2 separate regions of the Homo sapiens genome follow, and region 2 is linked to region 1. The links are chromatin contacts, found by Hi-C or POLR2A ChIA-PET in ENCODE. All regions are on one chromosome and are shown on one strand. The core of a region is the stretch at or near the end of the contact, and the rest is flanking DNA. Distances in the headings are between cores, read along the strand shown.

Region 1 (4,133 bases), core at 1,219-3,718:
AAAATGTATCAGGCCGGGTACGGTGGCTCACGCCTGTAATCTCAGCACTTTGAGAGGCCGAGGTGGGCAGATCAATTGAGATCAGGAGTTCGAGACCAGCCTGGCCAACATGGTGAAACCTTGCCTCTACTAAAAATACAAAAACTAGCCAGGTGTGGTGGCGGGTGCCTGTAATCCCAGCTACTTGGGAGGCTGAGACAGGAGAATCACTTGAACCCAGGAGGCAGACATTGCAGTGAGCTGAGATCGTGCCACTGCACTCCAGCCTGGGCAACAGAGTGAGACTCCGTCTCAAAAAAAAAAAAAAAATTATCTAGGCAAAGACCTTGCACCCTTCATAAAAATTAACTCAGAATGGATTGTAGACCTAAATGTAAAATGGAACACTATAAAACTCCTGGAAGACAACACAGGAGAAAACCTAACTGATCTTGGGAATGGCAATGACTTTAGGGCAATACCAATAGCATAATCTGTGAAAAATATAATTGATAAGCTGGACTTCATTAAAATTTAAAACTTCTGCTCTTCAAAAGAAGAATGAGAAGACAAGCCACAGACTAGGAGAAAATATTATAAAAGACGTATCTGATAGAGGACTGTTATCTACAATATACCCAGAACTCTTAAATCACAACAAGAAAATAACACAATGTAAAAATGGGCAAAATACCTGAATGAACACTTCATCAAAGAAGATATACACATGGCAAGTAAGTATATGAAAAGATGTTCAATATCATATGTCATTAGGGAATTGCATATTAAAACAATAAGATACTACTACACACTTACTTGAACGGCAAAATACTGACACCACAAAACGCTGACAAGGATGTGGAGCAACAGAAACCCTCATTCACTGCTGTGGGAATGCAAAATGATGCAGCCACTTTGAAAGGCAGTTTGGTAGTTTCTCCCAAAACTAAATATACCATCCAATCCAGCAGTTGCACTCCTTGGTATTTACCCAGATGAATTGAAAACTCATGTCTACACAAAAATCTGCACATGATGTATAGCGGCTTTATTCATAATTACCCAAACTTGGAGGCCACCAAGATGTCTTTCAGTAGGTGAATGGATAAACCGCAGCACATCCAGACGATGGAATATTATTATTCAGCACAAAAAAGAAATGAGCTATCAAGCCATGAAAAGACATGGAAGAACTTTAAGTGCATAAGTGAAAGAATCCGATGTGAAAAGGCTGCATACTGTATGATTCCAACTATATGGGATTCTGGAAAAGGCAAAACTATGGAGACAGTAAAAGGAGCAGTGGTTGCCAGTGGTTAGGGGACTGAGAAGGATAAATAGGCAGAGGACAGAGGATTTTCAGGGCAGTGAAACTATCGTGTATGATACCATAATGGTGGATACATGTCATTACATATATGTCAAAACCCACAGAATGTGCAACACCGAGAGTAAACTCTAATGTAAACTATGGACTCTGGGTGATAATGATGTGTCAAAGTTGGGTAATCAATTGTTACCAAATGTACCACTGTAGCACAAGATGTCCATGAGGGGACAAGTTGTGTATGTGCCTGTGTGTACAGGGGATATATGGGAACTCTGTACTTTCTGTTCAGTTTTGCCCTGAACCAAAAACTGCTCTATAAGTGTTCATTAATAACAGTAATTTTAAAAGACAAGGACCCCTTCTGACCTAGGGAATCTCTGGTGATGGAGGGGGAAGGGTGAAGCAGTCCCCTAGAAAGTGTAGATTTTACAAAGTTCTTCAACTGATTTTGTAGAGCTAGGTTTGGAACTGCTACCCTACTCTATGCTATTCGCCCAAGTAGTGGTTCCCAAACCAGGTGTCAGGCTTCAAGGCTGTGCAATATTCCTCATTACACGGTCTTGGCCCTAAACGCATGCTTTCCCGTCTCCCCACAAATCAAGACTCTAAAATGCCAGGGGTAGAAGAGCGGCACTTTCCTGTGTACTGAGTATGGGGGAAGGGAGAGCAGTCAAGCACGGACTGGCTGATTTTAACCCCCAAAAGGGCTGAAGCTGATACGCTTTGAAGATCGACCACGGCAGGAATATCTTGTTTTCTTTAATCCATCAGGGGGTTGTCGCACTTATTAAGTCCCACAGCTGCAGTTTAGCACGGAGGGGCTGTCACGTCACCAGGCCTCCCTGAAAGTCCTCCGCTCCAGCTCTGCGATTGGCGCTGGGGTAACAGGAGGGGAAGCGGGTGCTTTTCATCGAGCCTGCAAGAGGGGGGCCCAGGCATCGAGGCTGGGGAGTCGTGGGTAGAGCCCCGATTCCAGCCAAGACGCCACAGGACATAAGTAAGCGTGGAGGGCAAAATGACTACCCAAGCGCAATTCTGTAAGGCCGAAGGGACGTTCTTCCAACCTCTTAAATTTCCCGGGTGCCACGCCCCTCAATTGACGGCCCTGGATTCCAAGGTGTCGCGCCGGAAGTGACCTCACGGTGGTGGCGTGGAGACGTGGGGGCGCTTCCGGCAGCGGCGGCGGTGGTGAAGGCCGATGCTGTGGGGGTGGGCGTGGAGAGAATTCTTCTGTGGGTCCTCTGGTGTTGAGTGGTCGGCTTGGTGTGGTGTGCGGAGGAGCTCCAGGCCCGTCGGCGCGGAGGTGGGAGCGAAGGGAGGCTACTGGTTTGTGGACGGTCGTGGGAGGGGGCTGCCGGGGTTGCTTTAGGCTTCAGAGTTCCAGGCCTCGTAGACCTTTATAGAGGCAGGCAGGCAGGCAAGAGCTGGGGGCTTCATCGGATGAGCAGGGGACCACGTACTACGGGCGGCCCCAGGAGTTTGGTTTGAGGTGGAAGGCTGAGGACTGCAGGATTCTAAATAGTATGGGGATTGTGTGGGGAGTGAGGCATTAGCTGCTTGGGCCCTTAGTCCAGCCTTGTTGGTGGCTGCTGCAGTTCTTTGGCTCACTCACTCTGTTCTTCGTGCCTCAGTTTCCCTTTGCATAATGAGATACGGTGGCAGAGAAGAACGCCAGTGCCACATCCATGACTGATAGCTTGAGGACGGAGATGAACTGGAGGGTAGAAAAAGAGGATGCCTGAGAAATTTATACCTACCAGGTCACATCTTCGAATCCCAGGAAGTTATCCCTGGATTCATTTCTGCCTTTGATGCAAGTCTGTGGTTCTTTTCAGTACACTTTGTGTGATATTGATTGTATGTATCAATACTTGACTTGCTGAGTGGTTAAAGTGTTTTGGTTTGTGGGAGGCATAGTCCTTGTTGGCTTGGTCAGTTAATTTTCAGTTAATCTCCCAATAGCAATTGCTTCGCCTAACTCTTCAATTGGGAGATTAGTTGAAAATCAACTGACCAAGCCAACAGTCTTCTCCTGTGGTTACAGGTGAGGAACTCGCGACCCAGAATGGTTTTTCTTCTCTTCCTTCGCCACAGACCAAACCGATTTCAGTCTGCTGTCTCAAATACAGGTCTTCACCCCACCAAAACAGAAATGGCTGTCTCCAAGCAGTTTAGTATTTCAACTGGACACCCAGATGGATCCTAATCTTTTTTTTTTTTTTTAATGAATGGCAGATTACGTGTACTGAGCACAAAATCCTCTTAGCTAGTTTCTCTGTATGATGTAAAAACATGACATTTTGTTTATTACCAATTTCTTGGTAGAGCCTCCTTGGCATAGGGCTGTGGGGCTAGAAAAGTGTCTCAAAATTTTTTACCTGTGACCCACAGTTAGATATATTATACATCATGACTTATTGTGCCCCTGCACACTCAGTGTGTACACACACACACACACCAATGAAAAGTTTACTTACCCTTTCTACAGAAGATGCACTCTAAAAAAATATTGGTTGCAACTCACTAAATTGAGTCTGACCCCTAATAGGTCATGACGTATAGTTTGAAAAATATTAAGGCCGGGCACTGTGGCTCACGCCAGTAATCCCAGCACTTTGGGATGCTGAGGCGGGTGGATCACCTGAGGTCAGGAGTTGGAGACCAGTCTGGGCAACGTGGTGAAACCCCGTATGTACTAAAAATACAAAACTTAGCTGGGTGGTGGTGGGTGCCTATAATCCCAGCTATTTGGGAGGCTGAGGCAGGAGAAACGCTTGAACCTGGGAGGGAGAGGTTGCAGTGAGCCAAGATATGCTACTGCACT
Region 2 (4,441 bases), core at 177-2,676, 300 kb before region 1:
GCCACAGAGCCCAAGGTCTCTCTCTAGAACTCCCCTCCTGGGACCCCACTAACTCTCCAAGGGGTTTGCTAAACCTAAGACCCTCTTTCAGGGGCCCATTCACCAGAGACAGCCCCCTCTCAGCTCTAGAGACTTTGCCCTAAGGCTCACCAAGCCCAGAACAAACCTAAGTTAGCAAGACCTGTGTAGCCCCAAACAAAATCTCTCTGCCAATCATGCCCCTGCAAGAACCATCTCCCTCTTTCAGAGCCCTGCTCCGTGAGGCAGAACATGTAGGGGACAGGTTGCAAATTTCTCCAGACTCCACCACCCCATGGGCAGTCACATGGCTGAGCTCCCAGGCTCAGCCCCCAACAGCTGTGCTCGTTTTCATCCCTGTGCCTTTGCCCATACATTCTCCTGGAATGCCCTCTCTTGCCTCTCCTCCCACCCAAATCCCATCACCTCTGGAAGTCTCCTATTCGCTAGCTGTCGCCTCCCTTTCTCTCTGTGTCCCTGGGAAAGTCTGCCAGGCCCTCACTGATCTCCCCATCGGGAAGCTGGGACATTACTTGTTTAAGCCGCCTGTGACAGTGAATGCTCAGTCCGAGTCTCTACTTGGTTCCCCCAACCCACAGACCAGGAGCTCCCCGAGGCGGAGGACAAGGATCGGTTCACAAACACCTCACCTCCATCCTCGTGACCTCCGGCCAGCGTTGAAATGAGCCAAATCCGGCGCCCCCAACTCACCACCCAAAGCCCTGATGGAGCCCGCCTGGTGGCCTGGGCCAGCGCGCCCGTCGCCTCGCAACCCTGGGGCGGCTGAGGTCCGCCATCCAAAGGTCGGCCGCCCGAGGGAGGTGAGGGAAGTCAACCCGGGTCCACCTGCAGGCGCTAGTTGGAAGGAAAGGCCCAAAGGAAGCCACGGGCACCCCCTTCCAGTCGCCCCCATCCCCGGCTGCGCACGCCATCTCCAGAAGGCCGGTTTCCAGGGAACGCCAGGTGGGGCTGGCGGGGGGGATGGAGGGCCCAAAGCTCAGGCTCCAGATCCAGGGTCTGACGTCACCCAAAGGCCCAGTTCCCTCTGCGGGAGCCACAGATGGGAATGGGGGGGCTTGGGGGGCTCGGGGGGCCTGGGTGCGCCCTGAGCGCTCTCCCCCAGCCCCAAACAGTAAAGGTCACCTCCACTCCCACCTCTCCAGCAGTTCGGCCTTCTTCCTGCATCCAAAGGTGAAGTGTAGGAGGAACAAAGCTGCAGCCAGCGACCCCCACACCTCTCGCCCCGCGCCCAGCTTCCCTTCAAAGCTCTCCTCCCAGCCTTCATGCCCAGACTCACCTGCCGCGGCCGTTCGGCTGCCGAAAGGCCGCAGCGCTGCGCTGAGCTGCGCTGCACCCGAGCGATGCGGCGCGGAGCCGGCCGCGAGCCGCTCCGGGGCTGGGGGCGGGGAGCGCGCGCGCGCGCGCGCGCGCCCGAGGCCGTCTCTGCGCGCGCCCGCGCCGCCACTGCCTGCAGCAGTCACTCTCGCGAGACTTCCGCTCTGCTCCTAAGGCTGCTCCTCCTGAGCTCGCGAGAAGGACGACCCGGCCGCCCCGGCATCTTCCAGGAGCTGTCCGAGGTGCTAGTTCCCGGGCCCCGGCCGGATCAGGTGGTTGACGGGCACCTCAGGGACAAGAGCCTGGCGTGTAGGTGGAAGGAAGAGACCCAGAGATGGGAGCCTGGCACCAGCAGCCAGAGCCTCAGCTTCCATATCTGTAAACTGGGGAGAATAACCTCCTATACCTATGCCAGGAGCCTCTGGGACGTGCCAGAAAGGAGTGAGAAAGAGCTGAAAGCAGGAGAGTGTGGTGACTGCGGAAGGTCCTTCAGATCTGCAGGCGCAGGGGGAAAGAGAGAACAGAGGACGGAAGATCGGAGATGATATTCAGAGAGGCAAGGACACAGATCCACGGAAAGACGACATAGGAGGACGAGAAAGAAGAGCTGCAAACAGAGACAGAGACACACGGAGAGAGAGACTGAGATGAGAGCTCAAGGCCTGGAGAGAAAAAAGACATGGAAAGATAAGATAGGTAAGGGAGCATAATGAAGCAAGAAAGAGGCAAGAAATAGAGACAAATTACGCAAAGGAGCAGAGAGAGAGAGAGAGAGAGAGGAGAGGCTTAGAAAAAGAAAGAGACTCAGAAAAAGGAATGAAAGAGACAGTGATATGCAGAGATGAATACCAAGAGAGAGTAGAGGCAAGGGTAAATGTTTAAAAACCCAGAGCTTTGGAGGGTTGAGAGAGACCCACTTGGAGAGATGGGCTGGGAGTGAAGACAGGATTTTATTGTGATTGGTGTTTACATAGTAAACCTCCGTGGGATCTCTACAGGCAGGGCCAGGGCCACTGTCTGTCCTGCCAGCCAATTGCTCCTTCCCCTACACCATACACCCACCCTCCACCCCCCACCCACACCATCCTAGGCCTGGAAGGGGGCCTCAGTGGGTGGGAGACACTGCAGGGATTCTTTGCCTAGAATAAGGGCCCATTGTCTGGCTCCATCCTGCCAGGAGTGGGGCCTCACTCCCACAGCTGGCATGAAAAGGGGGTGGCAGTGAAAAAAGGCAGACAAGAACTAGTGTGGCAGAGGGGAAAAGGAGGGAGAGAGCCTCGGTGCCTGGGAAGGGCTGAGCAGGAAGCATCATCCTGCCACCAGGCCAACCAGGAAGGAAGGGTCCTGGGCTTCGGGGCAGGACAACTGGGTTCTGTGTCAGTCCTGTCCCTGGTTGACCCACATGCTGTCTCTCCCTGCTATAATGCAAGCCAAGGCTGATTTACAGAGCTGTGGAGAGCAGCCAATGAGATGACAACTGGGAACCTGTCGAAGTTATCAAGTGTGGCTGCTACAGGGAAAATGTTGGGAGTCCATGTGGGCCTCAGGAAAGATATAGGGGTTCACATAGGCCTTTAGGAGAGAGATCTGAGGTCCACACTGGGATCCACAAGGAAGATGTCTGGAAACCACATGGAATTTATAGGAGATATCTTGTGGTTCATGTAGGTCCTACAAGGGAAATATTGGGGTTCCCGTCTGATGACCACGGACAATTTTTCTCCACTCAGAAGAATCAGAAGGGTCTCCTATTTGATAAACAACTAACGTAGGAAGAGTGAGCAGGTCCAAAGTCAGAAGCCCACCTTTGTCCCAGTAGATTGTACCTTTCCTATTCAGGTAAATGGAAGGGAACAATGATCACTTAAACAAACGTTTACTTAATAGGCATTTGCTGGTTACCTACCATGAGAAGAAGCATACAGCAGTGGTTAAGAATATCAACCTAGAAGGCAGACCTTGCCCCTTCCCTGCAGTGTGAATTTGAGAAGGTACTAATCCTCACTGAACCTTAGTTTTCCACATATGTAAAATAAGGATGGTGATAATGGGACCCGTGTCTTAGGGTTCCTGCAAGGATGAAATGAATTAATACATGCAGACACATGTAACATATGGGACTGCCTGGTACACAGTAAGTATTTAATGATCTGTAAATAGATGGATAAAACAATTTTTAAAAATTAAAAATAAAGTATTTAAGCCAGGCACGGTGGGTCACGCCTATAATCCCAGCACTTTGGGAGGCCAAGGCAGGCGAATCACTTGAGGTCAGGAGTTCGAGACCAGCCTGGCCAACATGGTGAAACTTCATCTCTGCTAAAAATACAGAAATAGCCAGCCATGGTGGTGTGCACCTGTAATCCCAGCTACTCAGGAGGCTGAGGCACAAGAATCCCTTGAACCCAGGAGGTGGAGGTTGCAGTGAGCCTAGATGACGCCACTGCACTCCAGCCTAGGCGACAGACCAAGACTTCCTCTCAAAAAAATAAATAAATAAAGTATTTAAAGGTGCTAGCTCAAACTGCGTGGCAGGCACTGGAGACATGTCTTTGTTGTAGTGGAGGGCAGGGGTGAGAGAGCCTGTGCCAAACCATGCAGTAACACATTTCAAGCTTCTTTGCAGATGTGGAGAATGTCACATCTGCTCATATGCCATTACTCAAAGCAAGTCACATGGGTAAGCCCAAAATTAATTCATGGGGGTCAGGGAGGTATGCTACCCATACAGGATGCCAGATAAGTCACATGACAAATGGTGGGGACATTTAATCCCATTGCAGAGGGAGCAAGTAACTGGGAACAGGAACCCAATCAATCAATGTCCCACAGGGCCAGCTCCAGGCTGCTTATCTTTCCCTGCCTAGCTATGCCTGAATGAGGCATGTCCATCCAAGAGTCTCTGGGAGAATATTTATGTTACAGGCCAGTAAACGAATAAAAATAGAAGTATTTACTGAACTTTTAATGTCTGAGTGAAATGCTAAACTGCATGACCATCCTAAGAAATAAGTGCTATTGGGCCGGGCGCAGTGGCTCACACCTCTAATCCCAGCACTTTGGGAGGCCAAGGCGGGTGAATCACAAG

What was found. A loop is a pair of places that touch in the nucleus more often than their neighbours do. ChIA-PET counts read pairs that join two places held with the same protein, here RNA polymerase II (POLR2A). Pooled maps may share reads with other maps.
Region 2: a pooled map shows a loop between it and region 1 (2.7-fold over the local background). The contact joins the promoter of SCAMP5 here to the promoter of EDC3 in region 1. A Hi-C loop is called at or near these places in 3 of 50 pooled maps. POLR2A ChIA-PET finds 5 or more read pairs at or near these places in 2 of 52 experiments (Caco-2 and H1).

Annotation. Positions count from the first base shown.
Region 1 is chr15:74,694,359-74,698,491 of GRCh38, reverse strand. EDC3 (enhancer of mRNA decapping 3) reads left to right here and starts at 2,468. Exons shown (of 7, transcript NM_025083.5): 1 at 2,468-2,612. RefSeq lists an enhancer at 2,419-2,508.
Region 2 is chr15:74,992,548-74,996,988 of GRCh38, reverse strand. SCAMP5 (secretory carrier membrane protein 5) reads right to left here and starts at 1,426. Exons shown (of 7, transcript NM_138967.4): 1 at 1,316-1,426.